2 separate regions of the Homo sapiens genome follow, and region 2 is linked to region 1. A link is a loop called in an ENCODE intact Hi-C map of the cell type or tissue named here. Cell type or tissue: natural killer cell. All regions are shown on one strand. Links, peaks and the distances in the headings refer to the core of each region. The heading gives the core; the rest is flanking DNA.

Region 1 (9,904 bases), core at 1,798-6,797:
TCTTTACTTTTTAAAGAGATGGGGTCTCAGTCTATTGCCCAGGCTGTAGTAGAATGGGACAGTCTTGGCTCACTGTAGCCTCAAAATCTGGGCTCAAGTGAACCTCCTGCCTAAGCCTCCCATGTAGCTAGAATGACAGGCGTGTGCCACCACACCAGACTATTGCTTTAAAATTTTTTTATAGAGACGGAGTATTTTCATGGTGCCCAAGCTGGTCTTGAACTGATGGCCTCAAGTGATCCTCCTGCCTCGAATTCCCAAAGTGCTGGTATTACAGGCATGAGCTACCATGCCCAGTCTCAATTCTATCCTTAAATTCAGCTGGTACCCTGGTCTATTTTCCCACTATTTAGGTTTGAACCATCTCATAAGACTGGCCTTACCAACTCCTTGTTGGACACTGCCACTCAAATGCTACCTCAAATTAATCATTCTTTACCCAATAACTTTCATATTTCTAAAATAGTACCTTATTTTCCCAATAAACTAAACTTAACACCACAGAGTCATCTTGGACTTCATCCTCTCCTCTGCTGCCAGCACTTGGTTCCTCGTCAAATCCAACTGAATAATTTCCAAAGAACTCTTTCACACATACTTTCTATTTTCACTGCCACAAACTCTAGGCTTTAATTGTTCAAAAATTAGACCATTTCAATAGCCCCCCAATGCTGCTCTACCTGATGCCTTCAGTCTTTCTCCTTCCAGCACTTTCTTAAAATAGCAGTTTCATATTAATTTTACTCAAGCACTCAGTAATTGTGTCATTCTCTAGCTCAGAAAAAGAATCTTCATTAGTTTCCCATTCCCTAAAAAACGAAAGTTAACATTTCCTATGGAGCGTTTAAAGTCTCCATAAATATGGGCCAACTTTAATTTGTGGTTTTAATTTGCCATTAAACCTACCCTGTATGTCAACCAAATCAGTCTGCTATCCAAACTCTCTGCCTGTGCTCATGCCATTGCTTTGTATAACAAAAATAATAAAATTAATCTAAAACACAAATACATATAATTTTAAAAATATATGCTCTGAGGAGCCAAACATGAAATAGGTGTTTTATATCACTTAGCTCTATGTGTCTCAAAAATCCTGCAAGAAGATAGTATTATCTTGTTTTTACACAGGCTTGGAAGCTTATGTAAATCTGCCAAACTCAGAAAGGCAGTTCATCTGTAAAGACAGGAAACAGAAGACCCAAAATAAAATCGATGTCTTTCTTGATCAGTACCTATCAGGCGATTGACAATGTTATGCTATGACAAACAATTAATATATGCCATTTTAAGAATGTGAATGAAGATATTCTTAGGATAAATTCCTAGAAGTGGAGCTACTGGGTCAAACAACACATGCAACTGCAATTTTCATTGCTACTGCCATGTGGTTTTTAAATTCTCACTTTGAGCATCTCCTCCAGAAATGCTGTTGAGCTTGTGCAGTTCACCCACCTGAACATCCATGAGGTCTAATTCCCTAGGGACTTCTTGACATCTGTTTCAACCACCCAAGCCAGCTGGAGAATGTGCAAAATTATTTTGACCAGTTAAAGACTTCATTCATGAGTTGACTCCTCAGAATTAATCCTAAGCAAAAGGCTCTCTGGCTTTCTATTACTCTTTCTAGGAAACTATGACTCAGACATTAACCACACGTCACCTGGTGAACTCCAGTGAAATCCAGAATAGTAATTCTATTTAAATTCTTCAGTGATTGGGTTCTATTATCCAGACAGCCCTCCTACAGATTAAAACTGTAAACTCTAGATAAAATATAAAAAACAAGTATTAAAAGGCCGGGCATGGTGGCTCATGCCTGTAATCCCAGCACTTTGGGAGGCCGAGGCAGGTGGATCACTTGAAGCTAGGAGTTTGAGACCAGCCTGGTCAAGATGGTGAAACCCCATCTCTACTAAAAATACAAAAAAACTATCCAGACATGATGGCATGCACCGGTAGTCCCAGCTACTCAGGAGGCTGACGCATGAGAATTGCTTGAACCTGGGAGGCAGAGACTGCAGTGCGCCAAGACAAGATCACACCGCTGCACTCCAGCCTGGGCAACAGAGAGAGACTCCATCACAAAACAAACAAATAACAACAACAACAAAAAACAAGTATTAAAAGCCACTGGATAGTTACCTAAAGCCAATAAAAACTGGAAGATGGCTGCCATTTGAAAGAATGAATGGTATTGGTGAGTTTCCCATCTTTACAGCTTCAATCCTGAGGGCAAGCTCCTGCCCGTGCCATGCTGGGCAGGTAAAACTCAGATAGAAAACCCACAGTCTTGAAAAACCACAGCCCAAAAAATCCACAACAGCTGAAAGTAAAAGAATTCTGGCGGTCCCTTATAAAACTAAACAAACCCATAATCTTTGACCCAGCAATACCATTAAAATTTACCTAAGAGAAATGAAAACACATGTCCACCAAAATACTTGTATGAGAGTTCACAGCAGCTTTTTAAAACAATAACAACCATAAGCTGAAAGACCCCAGGTATCCTTTAATAGGAGCGTGGATGTACAGTTTTATATGCCTACAATGAAATACTACTCAATAATTTAAAACAAAAACAAAAACCTACGGATGGATACAACATAGATGAATCTCAAAAACTTTCACTTTGTTATACAAAATATATGATTGCATTTAATGAATTCTAGAACAATCAAAACTAATCTACAGTGGGGAAAAATCAGAGCATGGGGTGCCCTGTCGGAAGTGTGGGTTGGGCGTGTGCTGGGAAGAGGCTAAGACTTTCTAGGGTGGCAATAAGGTCTGCATCTTGACAGGAGTGAGGGTTACACAGGTGCTGCACTTGTCACAATCTGTACAATCATACAACTAAGATTTTTGTAATTCACTGTAAATTTTAAAACACACAAAAGTAAAAAATAGTTAAAGATATGCAGTGTAGTGTCAAGAGGTGAAGTTTACTGATATCTATGATTTACTTTGAAATGCATCAGAAAAGAAGTTGGGTTTGGTTGATGAATAGAGGGGTGGAAAAATACAGGTACAGTAAATGTGGCAATATTAACTGGAGGGTACACAGGAGTGTACGGGAGTGAACGGAGAATGAGCAGGATTGAACAGGAGTTCACTGCAAAATTATTTCAACTTTACTGTGAATTTTAAATTTTCTCAATAAAAATGCTGGGGAAGAAAAATGAAAGAAATCCTCCCTGAAAACTGCGTCAAATGCTTAAGCTCCCTGTCAGTTACTTATTCCCCAAAGGGGGTTTCCTAGAAGACACTTCTGGACAAGTTATATATGCCTGGTCTCCAGCACTGCACTCAGCCAGCTGTTTCTGGCCACACTAAACCCATGGCCTCCCAGCTGCTTCAAGACTGGAAAAATCCCAGGCATCAAGTATACCACTCTCCACAGGATTTGAGATGGAAAGGAAAGGAATCTCTCTTCTCAAATCCCTAACACAATTGTTGTTGAAGTTATCTCATGACTTTTTTTCTCCCACACAATAATCCCAGGCATTAATCTCTATAATGTGCCTAGCCCAGGGCTCTCCTAACTAACATGAATTGTAGGGAACTGATGGGAACAGTGGAGAACATGAGTCTCCACTCTACCTCTGGGCATCAAAACTGTCTCAGCAGCCCTCACCCAGACTCAGAGATCCTAATAAAGTAGAAATCAAAACCCACACTTGGAAGTTTCTTAGTCTTGGAATCCACAAACCATATGAAGCAATATTTGACAAAATATTCAGAAAAGATGGTAAGTAAGTTTCACTGGGATGCACAACATGTAATACTGGCTAGAGACTGAATTACATGGACGTTGCCATTAAACATAAAAAATAAATAAATAAATAAAACCTGCTCTACATTTAGCAGTGTGCACGAATTTAATTTGTAATGCTAGTTCTCAAACCTTGAATATAAAGCATTGTCTAAACAAGTTATATGGCCAAAATCAGAGGAAATCTATGCTTAACTCTCCCCCCGTTCCAAGACAGCCAAATAGGAACAGCTCCGCTCTGCAGCTCGCAGCGTGATCGATGCAGAACACAGGTGATTTCTGCATTTCCAACTGAGGTACCTGGTTCATCTCACTGGGACTGGTTGGACAGTGGGTGCAGCCCACAGAGGGCGAGATGAAGTAGGGCGGGGTGTTGCCTCACACAGGAAGTGCAAGGGGTTGGGGGATTTCCCTTTCCTAGCCAAGGGAAGCCATGACACACTGTACCTGAAAAAAATGGGACACTCCCGCCCAAAATACTGTGCTTTTCTCAAGGTCTTAGCAACCGGCAGACAAGGAGATTCTCTCACCTGCCTGGCTCGGCGGGTCCCATGCCCATGGAGCCTTGCTCACTGCTAGCGCAGCAGTCTGAGCTAGAACTGTGAGGCAGCAGCCTGGCTGGGGGAGGGGTGTCGGCCATTGCTGAGGCTTGAGTAGGTAAATAAAGTGGCCAGGAAGCGCGAAGTGGGAGGAGCCCACCGCAGCTCAGCAAGGACTACTGCCTCTACAGACTCCACATCCGTGGGCAGGGCACAGCTGAACAAAAGGCAGCAGACAACTTCTACAGACTTCAACATCCCTGTCTGACAGCTCTGAAGAGAGCAGTGGTTCTCCCAGCATAGCGTTTGAGCTCTGAGAAAGGACAGACTGCCTCCTCAAGTGGGTCCCTGACCCCGTGTAGCCTAACTGGGAGACGCTTCCCAGTAGGGGCCAACAGACACTTCATACAGGGGGTGCCACTCTGGGATGAAGCTTCTAGAGGAAGGATCAGGCAGTAATATTCGCTGTGCTGCAATATTTGCTGTTCTGCAGCCTCCATTGGTGATGAACAGGCAAACAGCGTCTGGAGTGGACCTCCAGCAAACTCCAACGGACCTACAGCTGAGGAACCTGACTCTTAGAAGGAAAACTAACAAACAGAAAGGAATCGCATCAACATCAACAAAAAGGACATCCACACCAAAATCCCATCTGTAGGTCACCAACATCAATGACCAAAGGTAGATAAAACCACAAAGATGGGGAGAAACCAGAGCAGAAAAGCTGAAAATTCTAAAAACCAGAGCACCTCTTTTCCTCCAATGGATCACAGCTCCTCACCAGCAATGGAACAAAGATGGATGGAGAATGATTTTGACAAGTTAACAGAAGTAAGCTTCAGAAGGTCGGTAATAACAAACTTCTCCGAGCTAAAGGAGCATGTTCTAATGCATTGCAAGGAAGCTAAAAATCTTGAAAAAGGGTTAGACGAATGTCTAACTAGAATAAACAGTGTAGAGAAGACCTTAAATGACCAGATGGAGCTGAAAACCATGGCACGAGAACTTCATGATGCATGCACAAGCTTCAGTAGCCAATTTGGTCAAGTGGAAGAGTATCAGTGATTGAAGATCAAATTAATGAAATAAAGCAAGAAGACAAGGTTAGAGAAAAAAAGAGTAAAAAGAAACAAACAAAGCCTCCAAGAAATATGGGACTATGTGAAAAGACCAAATCTACGTTTGATTGGTGTACCTGAAAGTGACGGGGAGAATGGAAACAAGTTGGAAAACACACTTCAGGATATGATCCAGGAGAACTTCCCCAACCTAGCAAGACAGGCTAACATTCAAATTCAGGAAATACAGAAAACACCACAAAGAGATTCCTCGAGAAGAGCAACCCCAAGACACATAATTGTCAGATTCACCAAGGTTGAAATAAAGGAAAAAATGTTAAGGGCAGCCAGCACAAAAGGTTGGGTTGCCCACAAAGGGAAGCCCATCAGACTAACAGCAGATCTCTTGGAAGAAACCCTACAAACCAGAAGAGAGTGGGGGCCAATATTCAACATTCTCAAAGAAAAGAATTTTCAACCCAGAATTTCATATCCAGACAAACCAAGCTTCATAAGGGAAGGAGAAATAAAATCCTTTACAGACAAGCAAATGCTGAGATTTTGTCACTACCAGGCCTGCCTTACAAGAGCTCCTGAAGGGAGCACTAAACATGGAAAGGAACAACTGGTATCAGCCACTGTAAAAACATGCCAAATTGTAAAGACCATCAATGCTAGGAAGAAACTCCATCAATTAATGGGCAAAATAACCAGCTAACATCATAAAGACAGGATCAAATTCACACATTAACAATATTAACCTAAATATAAATGGGCTAAATACCCCAATTAAAAGACACAGACTGGCAAATTGGGTAAAGAGTCAAAACCCATTACTGTGCTTTATTCAGGAGACCCATCTCACGTGTAGAGTCATACATAGCCTCAAAATAAAGGGATGAAGGAAGATCTACCAAGCAAATGGAAAGCAAAAAAGAAAAGCAGGGGTTGCAATCCTAGTCTCTGATAAAATAGACTTTAAACCAACAAAGAGCAAAAGAGACAGAGGAGGCCATTACATAATGGTAAAGGGATCAATTCAATAAGAAGAGCTAACTATCCTAAATATATATGCACCCAATACAGGAGCACCCAGATTCATAAAGCAAGTCCTTAGAGACCTAAAAGAGACTTAGACTCCCACACACTAATAATGGGAGACGTTAACACCCCACTGTCAATATTAGACAGATCAACGAGAAAGAAGGTTAACAAGGATATCCAGGACTTGAAATCAGCTCTGGACCAAGCAGACCTAATAGACATCTACAGAACTCTCCACCCCAAATCAACAGAATATACATTCTTCTTGCACCACATCACACCTATTCTAAAATTGACCACATAATTGGAAGTAAAACACTCCTCAGCAAACGTAAAAGAACAGAAATCACAACAAACTTTCTCTCAGACCACAGTGCAATCAAATTAGAACTCAGGATTAAGAAACTCACTCAAAACCACACAACAACATGGAAAGTGAACAACCTGCTCCTGAATAACTACTGGGTACATAACGAAATGAAGGCAGAAATAAAGATGTTCTTTGAAACCAGTGAGAACAAAGACACAATGTACCAGAATCTCTGGGACACATTTAAAGCAGTGTGTAGAGGGAACTTTATAGCACTAAATGCCCACAAGAGAAAGCAGGAAAGATATAAAATCGACACCAAACATCACAATTAAAAGAACTAGAGAAGCAAGAGCAAACGAATGTAAAAGCTAGCAGAAGGCAAGAAATAACTAAGATCAGAGCAGAACTGAAGGAGATAGAGACACAAAAAACCATTCAAAAAATCAATGAATCCAGGAGCTGGTTTTTTTAAAAGATCAACAAAATTGATAAACCACTAGCAAGAGCAATAAAGAGGAAAGAGAGAAGAATCAAACAGATGCAATAAAAAATGATAAAGGGGATATCACCACCGATCCCACAGAAATACAAACAACCACCAGAGAATACTATAAACATCCTATGCAAATAAACTAGAAAATCTAGAAGAAATGGATAAATTCCTGGACACATACACCCTCCCAAGACTAAACCAGGAAGAAGTTGACTCTTTGAATAGACAAATAACAGGCTCTGAAATTGAGGCAATAATTAACAGCCTACCAACCAAAAAAAGTCCAGAACCAGAGATTCACAGCCGAATTCTTCCAGAGGTACAGAGAGGAGCTGGTACCATTCCTTCTGAAACGATCCCAATCAATAGAAAAAGAGGGAATCTTCCCTAACTCATTTTATGAGGCCAGCATCATCCTCATACCAAAGCCTGGCAGAGACACAACAAAAAAAAAAGAGAATTTTAGACCAATATCCCTGATGAACATTGATGCGAAAGTCCTCAATAAAATACTGGCAAACCAAATCCAGCAGCACATCAAAAAGCTTATCCACCATGATCAAGTAGGCTTCATCCCTGGCATGCAAGGCTGGTTCAACATATGCAAATCAATAAACATAATCCATCACATAAACAGAACCAATGACAAAAACCACCTGACTACCTCAATAGATGCAGAAAAGGCCTTCGACAAAATTCAACAGCCCTTCATGCTAAAAACTCTCAATAAACTAGGTACTGATGGAACGAATCTCAAAATAATAAGAGCTATTTATGACAAACCCACAGCCAATATCATACTGAATGGGCAAAAACTGGAAGCATTCCCTTTCAAAACCAGCAGAAGACAAGGATGCCCTCTCTCACCACACCTATTCAACATAGTGTTGGAAGTTCTGGCCAGGGCAATCAGGCAGGAGAAGGAAATAAAGGGTATTCAATTAGGAAAAGAGGAAGTCAAATTGTCTCTGTTTGCAGATGACATGATCGTATATTTAGAAAACCCAATCATCTCAGCCCAAAATCTCCTTAAGCTGATAAACAACTTCAGCAAAGTCTCAGGATACAAAATCAAGGTGCAAAAATCACAAGCATTCCTACACACCAATAACAGACAAACAGAGAGCCAAATCATGAATGAACTCCCATTCACAATTGCTACAAAGAAAATAAAATACCTAGGAATACAATTTACAAGGGATGTGAAGGGCCTCTTCAAGGAGAACTACAAACCACTGCTCAACAAAATAAAAGAGGATACAAATGGAAGAATATTCCATGCTTATGGATAGGAAAAATCAATATAGTGAAAATGGCCATACTGTCCAAGGTAATTTATAGATTCAATGCCATCCCCATCAAGCTACCAATGACTTTCTTCATAGAATTGGAAAAAACTACTTTAAAGTTCATATGGAACCAAAAAAGAGCCCGCATTGCCAAGTCAATCCTAAGCCAAAAGAACAAAGCTGGAAGCATTACGTTACCTGACTTCAAACTATACTACAAGGCTATAGTAACCAAAACAGCATGGTACTGGTACCAAAACAGAGATATAGACCAATGGAACAGAACAGAGCCCTCAGAAATAACACCACACATCTACAACCATCTAATCTTTGACAAACCTGACAAAAACAAGCAATGGGGAAAGGATTCCTTATTTAACAAATGGTGCTTGGAAAACTGGCTAGCCATATGTAGAAAGCTGAAACTGGATCCCTTCTTTACACCTTATACAAAAATTAATTCAAGACGGATTAAAGACTTAAATGTTAGACCTAAAACCATAAAAACCCTAGAAGAAAACCTAGGCAATACCATTCAGGACATAGGCCTGGGCAAGGACTTCATGACTAAAACACCAAAAGCAATGGCAACAAAAGCCAAAATAGACAAAGGGGATCTAATTAAACTAAAGACCTTCTGCATGGCAAAAGAAACCACCATTGGAGTGAACAGGCAACCTACAGAATGGGAGAAAATTTTTGCAATCTACCCATCTGACAAAGGGCTAATATCCAGAATCTACAAAGAACTGAAACAAATCTACAAGAAAAAAAGCAAACAACCCCATCAAACAGTGGGCAAAGGATATGAACAGACACTTCTGAAAACATCTATGCAGCCAACAGACACATGAAAAAATGCCCATTATCACTGGCCATCAGAGAAATGCAAATCAAAACCACAATGAGATACCATCTCATGCCAGTTAGAATGGCGATCGTTAAAAAGTCAGGAAACAGATGCTAGAGAGGATGTGGAGAAACAGGAACACTTTTACACTGTTGGTAGGAGTGTAAATTAGTTCAACCATTGTGGAAGACAGTGTGGCGGATTCCTCAAGGATCTAGAACTAGAAATACCATTTGACCCAGCGATCCCATTACTGGGTATATACCCCAAGGATTATAAATCATGCTACTATAAAGACATATGCACACGTATGTTTATTGTGGCACTATTCACAATAGCAAAGAGTTGGAACCAACCCAAATGTCCATCAATGACAGACCAGATTAAGAAAATGTGGCATATAAACCATGGAATACTATGCAGTCATAAAAAATGATGAGTTCATGTCCTTTGTAGGGACATGGATGAAGCTGGAAGCCATCATTCTCAGCAAACTATCACAAGGACAGAAAACCAAACACCACATGTTCTTACTCATAGGTGGGAATT
Region 2 (9,904 bases), core at 2,747-7,746, 140 kb before region 1:
TCTACTCCTTTATGACTTGTTTTATTGCTTTAAAACTCAGAACTTACAATTCCTCAAAGGAACTGATATGTTATTTTTATATTTTCTGACTTTTAACAACATTTGACTTTTAAATTGATCAGAAATTGACTTTGGTATATGGTCTGTGGAAAATCACACAGCCCTGCCAGTGGGTTGACTGGTGCTTAAGGGGCATGAGAAAGAAAATATATTCTGTCATTTTTGGATGCGGTTTGGATGTGAGAAATAAATATGAGACAAGTCCAGAGAATTAGTTGACTTAATTCCCCTGATCAAATAACTTTGAATTACAGTGAGAGATAGTCTGGTGCTATGAAAAGAAGACAGGCTTTTGGGTTAGAGACAAATTTCCAATCCTGGTTCTGTCACTAAACAACTGTGTGACCTTGTTCAGGACGATCTCTCTGAGCTCCAGTTTCCACATCAGAAATACACACTGTCTGTAAGGGTTGGGAATAATACAAGCTTTTAAGTGCCCAGCACAATGCCAAGTGCAGAGTCCAGGTTCAGTAAATAGCTGATGTTAATACAGGCAAACAAATCATGAGAAAAGGATTTTCTAGAAAGGGAAGGGCTTATATATATCAGAAGATGAGTAAAATGCTTGCTATCTCTGTCAGAGATTGTTTTTTGTGTGTCAGCAATTAATTTTTGAGAATAAATGATACTTTACAGATCTTGGGAAAGAAATCTATTAAAGCACAAAGCACTGCTGTCTTCCAAGCCATTAAAATGTTATCTGCTTAATTCCTCTTCCAACAATAGGTAATGAACCTTCTCTGATTTAAAATCTTTGATTTTATGGATCTATATCAAGCTAAGAGTAATTACAATAATGAGGAAAGCTGAAATTCCAGAAGCATAATGCATGCAGCCCTCATTTCATTTGCTTTCAAGATTATTTAATACTATTTCACTGTTTACTTTAGGGAAACATATTTGTCTTGTTCTCATATATACTATTACTAATAAAAGTTATTAAAATATCAACCACAAGGGTAGAAAAATAAAAGGACAACGTAAGTATACGCTTGAGAAAAACACATACAGATAATTTTTGTATTCTGTATTTACTTGAATATGATATGCAGTTTCCATTTTCTCAGCATACCATCAGTTTCACTCCTGGCATGGCACTTAATGGAATACTACTTCTGAAACCAAAACTATGACAAATCATCTGCTCACGATCTCACAACGAGACGGAGACAATCTTTGAAAATCCAAGCTTGATCACCTCTGCAACCAAACCCACATGCTGGATTTGAGGGCCCTGATCTGGCTAGTTCCACACGCTGTACCTACCTCCTTGCTACCTTCGTTAATTCTTCGTGTTATTATTTCACATGTCAATCTCTCCATGAGATTATTCATTTAAGCACAGGGATAATAATATTTTATCGCATCTTTACAAGCGTCTTACCTATTCTTCACTTCATACACAGTGCCAGGCTGTGCACAATGCATGCTTGATATGTCTGTTCATACCAAGTAAATTAACCAACCACTAGTGCTGTTTAGGAATCCCAGGCTGACCTGCAGAGTGAGCTGCCTATTGCTGGACGCATCCAGACAGGAGGTACAAGTCAGATCTCTGTATGTTCAGGTTAAAACGATAGAAATAAATAGACATACCCACAACTTTGAAACCTGGACAGAGTTAAAGGGGACCAAAGACAGGAAGGTTTCTTGGTTTTGTATAAATATGTCGATTCACACATGCGTTTCTGAAAATCTTTATGGTTCTCCCCCCAGCTTGGACACTGGCCACTGTAAATAATGCTAGAAGGTTCTGGTGCCTTCATGGCAAGATTACAGGGGATAGGAATCACATTTATCAAATATGTGAAGGACTGTCACTGGAAGAAGGACATTAGTGATCTGAGAAAATCCCCAGGGCAGGACTAAGGTCAATGTGTTGAAGATAAAGGGGTATAGGTTTCATTTAGGAGGTGCTCTCGTGTCATAATCTCACCCAAAATGGCCCAGAGCCCCCTGCAGTGTTCAGCTGGAGCCTGGGAGAGTAAGTGGGCTTAAAAAGGAAGCACAGCTAGGCGAGTTGTTGGGGTAGGTCTGCTCTAGTGTTTTGCAGAGCTAATATTATATGCCTCAAGGTGCTTTCAACAACTTCATTCCTCTGTAGAAATAACCCTTTTCCAATATAATAAAGCCTTCCTACTTAGGTTAAAAGCAGAAGCATGGTGGGGTATAGACTTTGAATGTTAGGTCTGGTGTTTACATTTCAGCTTTGGCTGCTTACTAGCTGTGTGACCCCTGAGCCTCATGTTCTCATCTGTGAAACCAAAATAATAATATCTTCTCATACAATCATTAACAAAAAAAGAGAATGTACCTATTATAGTACTTGGCAAAGAGGTGGGATTTGCAAGATGGTAATTATTGTCATCAAGGAGAAACCCTTAATTAGGTACCGGAGGTCCTAAACACTTTTTATTTTTTATTTATTTATTTTTTTGAGACGGAGTCTCACTGCAGGCTGGAGTGCAGTGGCGCGATCTCAGCTCACTGCAGCTCCACCTCCCGGGTCCACACCATTCTCCTGCCTCAGACTCCCGAGTAGCTGGGACTACAGGCACCCACCACCACAACTGGCTAATTTTTTGTATTTTTAGTGGAGACGGGGTTTCACCGTGTTAGCCAGGATGGTCTCGATCTCCTGACCTCATGATCCACCCTCCTCGGCCTCCCAAACTGCTGGATTACAGGTGTGAGCCACCGTGCCCGGCCAACACTTCTTTTATAACCCCATGAATTACTATTTTAATAGACAGCACAGTCCAGGACAACCCCTGGGATGAGGGGTTGCATAGAGGCATTGAGCAGTACCAAAGAGGAGGAAGCAATGAAGAGCAGGAGCCGTTACAAATCGGGAATTACAAAATGGGAATTTTCAGCATACAAAGCCGTTATAAATACGTATCTGCTTACTTTGATGAAACAAGTCAAGAGGCTTCCATCCAAACAGAAAATATTCCAGAGATGCGAGTCAAACACATCAGCAGCATTGCCCATCTTAGAGAGAATACGGTTTTGAAAGTGAGCTCTCAATTTTACTGAGAGTGATGGAGAAGGTAATCCAGAAGTCTATACCATGCAGGGTTTTAATTGTTCATCATCAATACAATCTCAAGGAAGGACTTTCCATTTCTGGCCCAGGAAAGAGGCTGTTGGCCATTTATAAAAGGTTACACGCACCAGAGGTCTGCAATTTCGGAAAAGCTTAGAGAAAGAAATGAGTACTACTGCTAGAGGAAAAGTCAGTACAATCTCTGGCATCAGCACTTAAGCATCATCCTTTTAACTGTAAACACCTATAAAGCTGTCAGTATCTTATAATGAATAGCAAAATAATACATGCTATCAGCAAACAAGTGGGGGTGTTTTTAAACTTGGATCTGCACACCATGCAGGAGAGACTGCTATCAACGGAGTGCCTCTGCCAGATGTTTTTCTTTTAATGTCAATAGGAGCTACTGTCAACAACCAATAAGGGGAAAACTGAAGTTATTGATGAACTCAAGCGCCCTGCTAATGGACACGGTGAATAGCAAAATAAAAGCAACAAAAAGAAAGCAAAAGTTTTCTATTTTTCATTGCAATACCAAGGATGACTTAAAAACAGCTAGACGTGAGTCGGGCCAAAATGCCCACTGAAACTCTTCCCTTAGAAAAGTGTAACACAACCCTTTAATGGTGTTGGAAGAGCAATGATTAATTACAGTGATTTCATATTTTATTTATGTAGCATTTTAAAATGATACAATTACAGAGAACAGATTAGCAGTTGCCAGGGGTTGTTCAGGAGGTGGGGAGGAAGAAGGTGGCTGTGGCTATAAAGGACAGTATGAGAGATCCTTGTGTCTGGTACCTTGACTGCAGTTAGTGGTCACACGAAGTTACAGGTGACAATGTCACATGGAGACACACACACACACACACACACATACACTCAAGAGTGTCTGCAAAACTCATAAAATCTGTATAATGTTGACAGATTGAATCAATGTCAGCAACCGGGTCATAATATTACAGGTAAGTATCCCTTATCCAAAAAGCTTGAGCTCAGAAGTGTCAGTTTTTTCAGATTTTGGAATATTTGCATTATACTTACTTGTTGAGTATTCCTAATCAGAAAATCTGAAGTCTGGAATCTGAAATGTTCTAATGAGCATTTTCCTTTGAATGTCATGTTGGTGTTCAAAAGTGTTGAATTTGAGGCCATTTTGGATTTCTGGATTAGAGGTGTTCAACCTGTATACTCTAGTCATGAAAGATGTCACACTGGGGGGAACTGGGTGAAGAATGTGAGAGACCTTGCTATATCATTTCTTACAACTGAACGTGAATTTAAAATTATCTCAAAAAGTTAAAAAAATGTTTTTAAAATGGAAAACTCTGTAAAACCTTAGCCTCTGGGGACTGCAAAAGGTCTTTTTGTGGGACACATTTTTAGGGCACAGATGGGCTAGCCTAATGTGAGCATTCAACTTAATGCAGAGATGTTACAGTTCAGTCTCATTACCGAATTTCTAAAAGGAAGGATCTGAATGGTAGGCAAGTGACTCATCTTAGCAATTTATACCTGTGGCTTTGATTCTTGGATCTGAAGGGCACAGACGTTTCGTGCGCTATCATCACAACCACAGGCAAACTACTCACAGTCTGCAGAGCAGTTTCAAAACCACAGGCTTAGCACCATGCAGCACATCTAACGTGCAGATCAAAGTGTTACGGAAGTAAATCAGTGCCATATTAAAGGGACTTGGGCACTGCAGTGTTACCATTTAGTCATTTAGTTTCTTATTTTGATAGTTACTGTGTAGGTATGTGGGGGAAATGCTGCTGTGTGGGTAGTAAGATTAGTCAGCAGTTAGGGACCGCCTGTGCTAGTTGCAGTTCTGACAGATGCATTTGAGATAAAGAATCTTTAAAATGAAAACTGATACACTCTGCCCATGGAATCCAGGACTGTATCAAGAGAGCTCCATTTATGATGAATATGGAAAGGCACTGTATAATACATCACTGTTTTATTCTCAAAGAGGCCCATGGCAAATTTTTGTGAGAATGCCTAACACAGTGTACGAGGGTGGGGAGGAAAAAAAATGCACTGAGAATATGCAGAAGTTTTCTCTTCTTACCAATTTCTTGGATTTATAAGAAAAAACTGGCTAAGAAAAAAACTCATTATAATTCTGTTTCATATAAATTCTCCAAGTTATTCAACTTTCATTTCAGCATAGATAGGTGGGAGGGCTACGGAAAGGCAAGTCCCCTTGATTCCCTACTTCAGTCAAGGTCCCAAAGAGGCCTTCGTTCTGATTAATTATTGGTGATCAGGTACGGTATTCACAAAACCCTTGCAGAAGCTTTTACATTATTTTAAAAACACATCTAAATGAATAAAGGCATTTGATTTTCTCATTTTATTCATAATGATTATTTCCAAATACAATTATATTCTGCTTTCTGTAACTATTTACAGAATTTTCTGTATCCTTTGTCATTAAGAAAACTTTATATCAGTGATGTCTTTTCATCAACCTCTTCACTGTCTTGAGTAGCAAGCATATACCTCTGCTCTAGATTCTCCTTCCTTCTCTGGTCCCTAGAAGATATCCTGCCACATTTTTGTTTAAAAAAATAGCATGCATGTGTATATATACATATATATGTATATATACAATGTAAAATTACATATGTGTGCATGTATGTGTATGTGTATAGTGTACATACTCAAACAGACATACATACACTTCAAATGAAAGAATGATCTCCACACAAAAGGGCTTCAGTAAGGATCATACAACATGAGTTCGTTAAAACACAACCCTAAGCTATCTAATCCTAAAGTGGAAAATTTTAAATGAGAAGAGAAAGTTTCTTCCTAATCATAATAACAAGGCAACAGGCCTTGAGGGAGAAATCTCAAGTTGACTCCAGTACATTACTCTTCAAGACAAGAAGGTTGCCAGAGGAAATCAGAGTTTGAGATTTCAGATGGTGCCAGTAAACACTACTTAAACCCACTGTCTTACCTTTAATTAGTGGATAACCTAACACACACATCCACAGATGGAAAACCTGTGCAATGATGGGAGTTCCCTAGACCCAAATTTCAAGTAGCAAGAGGACTGCTAGTTGATGGCTGCTTTGATCTTCTTAAGGAGACTAACATCCTGCTTCTGTAGAAAACTGTCTTCTTATTTGGATTTGTATTCTGAGCACCAAAAACACTGAATCTGGTTCACGGGAAGAGCTTAGTAAGTGTTTGTAAAATAAACATACACTGCTGGGACAAAACAGGAACAGCTATTGTGGTCAGAGAATACTATAGATATAGTAGTCTTCAATTAACCACGGTGTTATTTATGAGAATGAAAGTGCTAATTCATTCCTTTGAAACATTAAAAAAAAAAAAAGAAAGAAAGTAAATTCAACTGGGCATACCGTAGTGACTGCCGTGATTTGCTCCAGTGCCATCTCGTGCAGATGCTCATCTCGGCTCTCGAGGAGAAGTTTCAGAGATGGAAGCAGGAGGGACTGGTTAAGCAGCAGCAGACACAGCTCCTTCACACCCTGAAACCACAGAGCAGGGGTGAGCGAGAACTCCACGACGTACTTCTCACCGGCACGGTTCTGGCTGGATCATTCCACCCCTTTTTCTGTGGTAGCGTGTGTGTGTGTGTGTAAAGCCACATATGGTACCGCACTGGATATACTGAATATGGGCGTTGGTACCTGCTTCACTTGGTTCACAGTAAACTGTGTACAGATTTCCAAGCTATCAGATATTCATCGACAATATTGCTTTTTAATGGCTTTGTAATGCTCATTGTACAGATATAGTGGTATAATTTATTTTCCTAAACTCTCACAGCCCTAATTTCCTCATAAGTAAAATGTATGTATTTATAGCTCCTTTGCAGGTTTTGTGTTTTGTGTGTGTGTGTGTGTGAGAGAGAGAGAGTTTGTATTGATGAACGCAGCATACAACGCTCAGCATATAGTGGAGGCTGAATTATAATAAAAAGTATTATCAATTGCTAATATTGTTAACAACCTCTAGTTGTCATTCACTGAAACAAAGGAAATCAGCAAATAAAATATTTTAAAATGTATCTATCATTTTAATGTCAAAATGAATTGACTCCTTAATATACTTAAGACAGTCTATCTTCACGAAAACTATCTGTGTTGCAGAAAAATGAAAATGTGTTTGGATCCCCACAGGTGTATCTGAATTTTATTCTCAGCCCTGTATTTTACCAACTGAACCTGTGGTCACAGAGCAGGCTTTCGTATAAGGTAACAAATGATAATCCTTTACAACAAAAGCATAAAACAATAAGAATAAGATTTGCAATCTGTTTTGCCCTGCTGAGCTGTGTTGCCATTTAGGTCCTGACTTTAGCTGTAACATAAAGAAGAGAACACTTTGGACCAAAAACCAGACGATGAATGACTCCATTACACTAAAGCAAGGGTTGCTCTAAAGAACTGATGATCATTGCTATCCACGGGATTGATTTTTCTCTCGTGCCATTCAGACAGCAGATCGGAGAAGAAAAACTCAAATTTACTATATTTTCAAAATTGCTTTACATTATTATAGAGCATCAATAAAATAAGAATGACACAAGTAAGCTCGCATTTAAACTCAGGATAAAGTTCTCTTGGGAATTCTGCACATTATAGTTTTAGCTTTCACCCAGCATGTCTGCTCTTGAAATCTGCAAGGCCCTCACGTTTCAGAGTAGAAGGCTGTGCTACACAAACCTGTGTGACAATGATCAATACCAGCAGGGTAGCAGTTTGTAAAACACATTCCTCATACATCGGGAATTCTAATTCAAAAAAGTACGGTGTATGCCTGAAAGAACACGTGACACAGAGCAGTCTCACCAAGCATCTGGGGCAAAGAAACAGGCAGACTTTTCATCCGGGATGCCGAAACCTGCAGAAGATTATTTGGGAGCATGAAACAAGCTCCTGAGCATGGCACTCTGGCCTGGCTGGCCGCATCCTGTGGCCTCTTCCTCCTCCTCTCGGGTCATGGCAGTGCTCCCCACCTAAGCATTCCACACAAAGTGATGTGCGGGGCCCCTTCTGACACAACACACACATTCTGTATCTGCACTGCCCAATACCGCAGCCACAAGGCACAAGCTACATTTGAGGTGGGGCTAGTGCAACCGAGGAACTGCATTTTTAATTTTACTTAAAGGGTTTAATAAGCCACATGGGGCCAGCGGCTACCATATTAGGCAGTATGGCTGCTGGGTGCTGGACTCTCACACCTCCAGGTGTTTGCACATAGTGTAACTTTTGCTCTTTCTCTGTCTGATTAACCGTCTACTTGCTCTTTAAGTCTCAGTTTAAAAATGCACAGAAAAACTATACTTCCTCCGCAAAAGCACCCTTAAATGTCCCAGGTTAGCACTCAATGTTCTAAATGTACTGTATAAATATTTCCCACCTTATCTTTTATCTTGTATTATGGTAGTCATTCATCGGTCTACCTGCCTTGCTTTTGGGCAAGAATATTGTTCCTTCTCTGTATTCTAAACTTGCTTGGTACATGCCATACCTAAAACTCCTTGTATATAATTCCCTCTCTGAACACACATTTGCTCACTCAAAAAGTTATCAGTGATGAGTAAACATGCATTTTCAAGGATTTATGATATTTAGACATAGCATGACACTTGGCTGACCTTGGCTTTCATGACAAATTTTATGGAATAACCTGTGTGTCCCTCTGAGCAAGCATAATGGATAGATGGCACACAGAGAGGCAAGGATATCCAAGAAGGGAGGAACCCACTTTAGGTGAGCCACTGACTACTTTTCATCTCTTAGCTACCAGTGATTGGCCAAATACTTACTCTATCTTTAAGTGCTAAATCCTCTACTATGTTTGTTTGCTACTTTCCCCCTGTGTTGCAAGAGAACGTTTATTAAGAGATTTACAAAGGGATTTGGGGAACTGCAAGAAAGGTCGAAGCAGCAGAGAAAAGCCACAAAACACGTCATTTGACAGGCCTTCGCAGTTCAAACCTGTCAGACCATGAGGACAGAACGAACAAGAGATGCCTTGGATGGAGAGGACTAGGTGGGCCCAGGCTTAGAGCCAGGCCACAGACCTGGATGTTTCTTTTCCCAGTGGACTATGATTTATGAGATGCACTGGGGCACTGTTCCCATTGTCTGACAGTCATGAGAGAAGCAGGACCAGTTCACAAATATGCCTTCTGTCCTCACACAACTCTCCTACTGTCCCTGGAGTATCTAGCATCAAAAGGTGTTGCAGGGCCTACAGCAGGAACTAGGGGCACAAGGTATGCAGGGATTGGTGATGCAGAGACCGAGGGGCTTATCACATGCCCCAGGCATTGCATGGGGGCTGCAAGGCAGCTTGCAGTCCTTGCCCTCCAGCAGGCCTAGAATGGGCTGAGCTCCCATTGCTGTTGCCTGGATGTCCAGAAGCCCCTGGCACTGCTGGTTCTGCAGCCCCAGGTTGATCACAATCTTGGCCAGCTGGGCCTCCACACTGGCCACCAGGCACTGTACCTGGGCCAACTGGGCACTGCAGCGGCTTTGGTTTTGTGTTCTCCAGAGCCTCTCAGGTTGTGCTGGGCCTGCTGCTCGACCTCCAGGGCACTAGCCGTGCCTCTTGGACTGTGATCTCTACCAGCAAGGCAGCTGCTCTGAGCTGAACATCAAGTGTTTGTTATATACTTTGCTTTGAAATGCATCATCTCATTTAATTTCTCCTCAAATCCTTTGAGAAAGGTGTGATCTCAGCCCTACTAATCAGATGGGGAAAGCAGAGGTAAAATGGTTAAATAACTTGAGTGTT

Evidence for each region. Peaks named below come from ENCODE experiments on the same cell type or tissue, not always from the same donor. Only the 100,000 strongest peaks of a DNase experiment are listed, where the experiment ranks them.
Region 2: a loop joins it to region 1, with 5 times the contacts of the local background. A loop is called at or near these places in 2 of 110 quality-filtered maps.

The regions. Positions count from the first base shown.
Region 1 is chr2:15,312,278-15,322,181 of GRCh38, forward strand. The region is part of intron 38 of NBAS (NBAS subunit of NRZ tethering complex); the gene reads right to left. Among named protein-coding and RNA genes, the nearest start is that of NBAS, 240 kb to the right of the region's middle. In natural killer cell, for the core only: no CTCF peak of the experiment used is centred there; a DNase peak (open chromatin) is centred at 4,344; H3K27ac peaks cover 1,438 bases.
Region 2 is chr2:15,172,496-15,182,399 of GRCh38, forward strand. NBAS (NBAS subunit of NRZ tethering complex) reads right to left here. Exons shown (of 52, transcript NM_015909.4): 51 at 6,493-6,621. Among named protein-coding and RNA genes, the nearest start is that of NBAS, 380 kb to the right of the region's middle. RefSeq lists a silencer at 2,721-2,931. In natural killer cell, for the core only: no CTCF peak of the experiment used is centred there; DNase peaks (open chromatin) are centred at 4,716 and 6,646.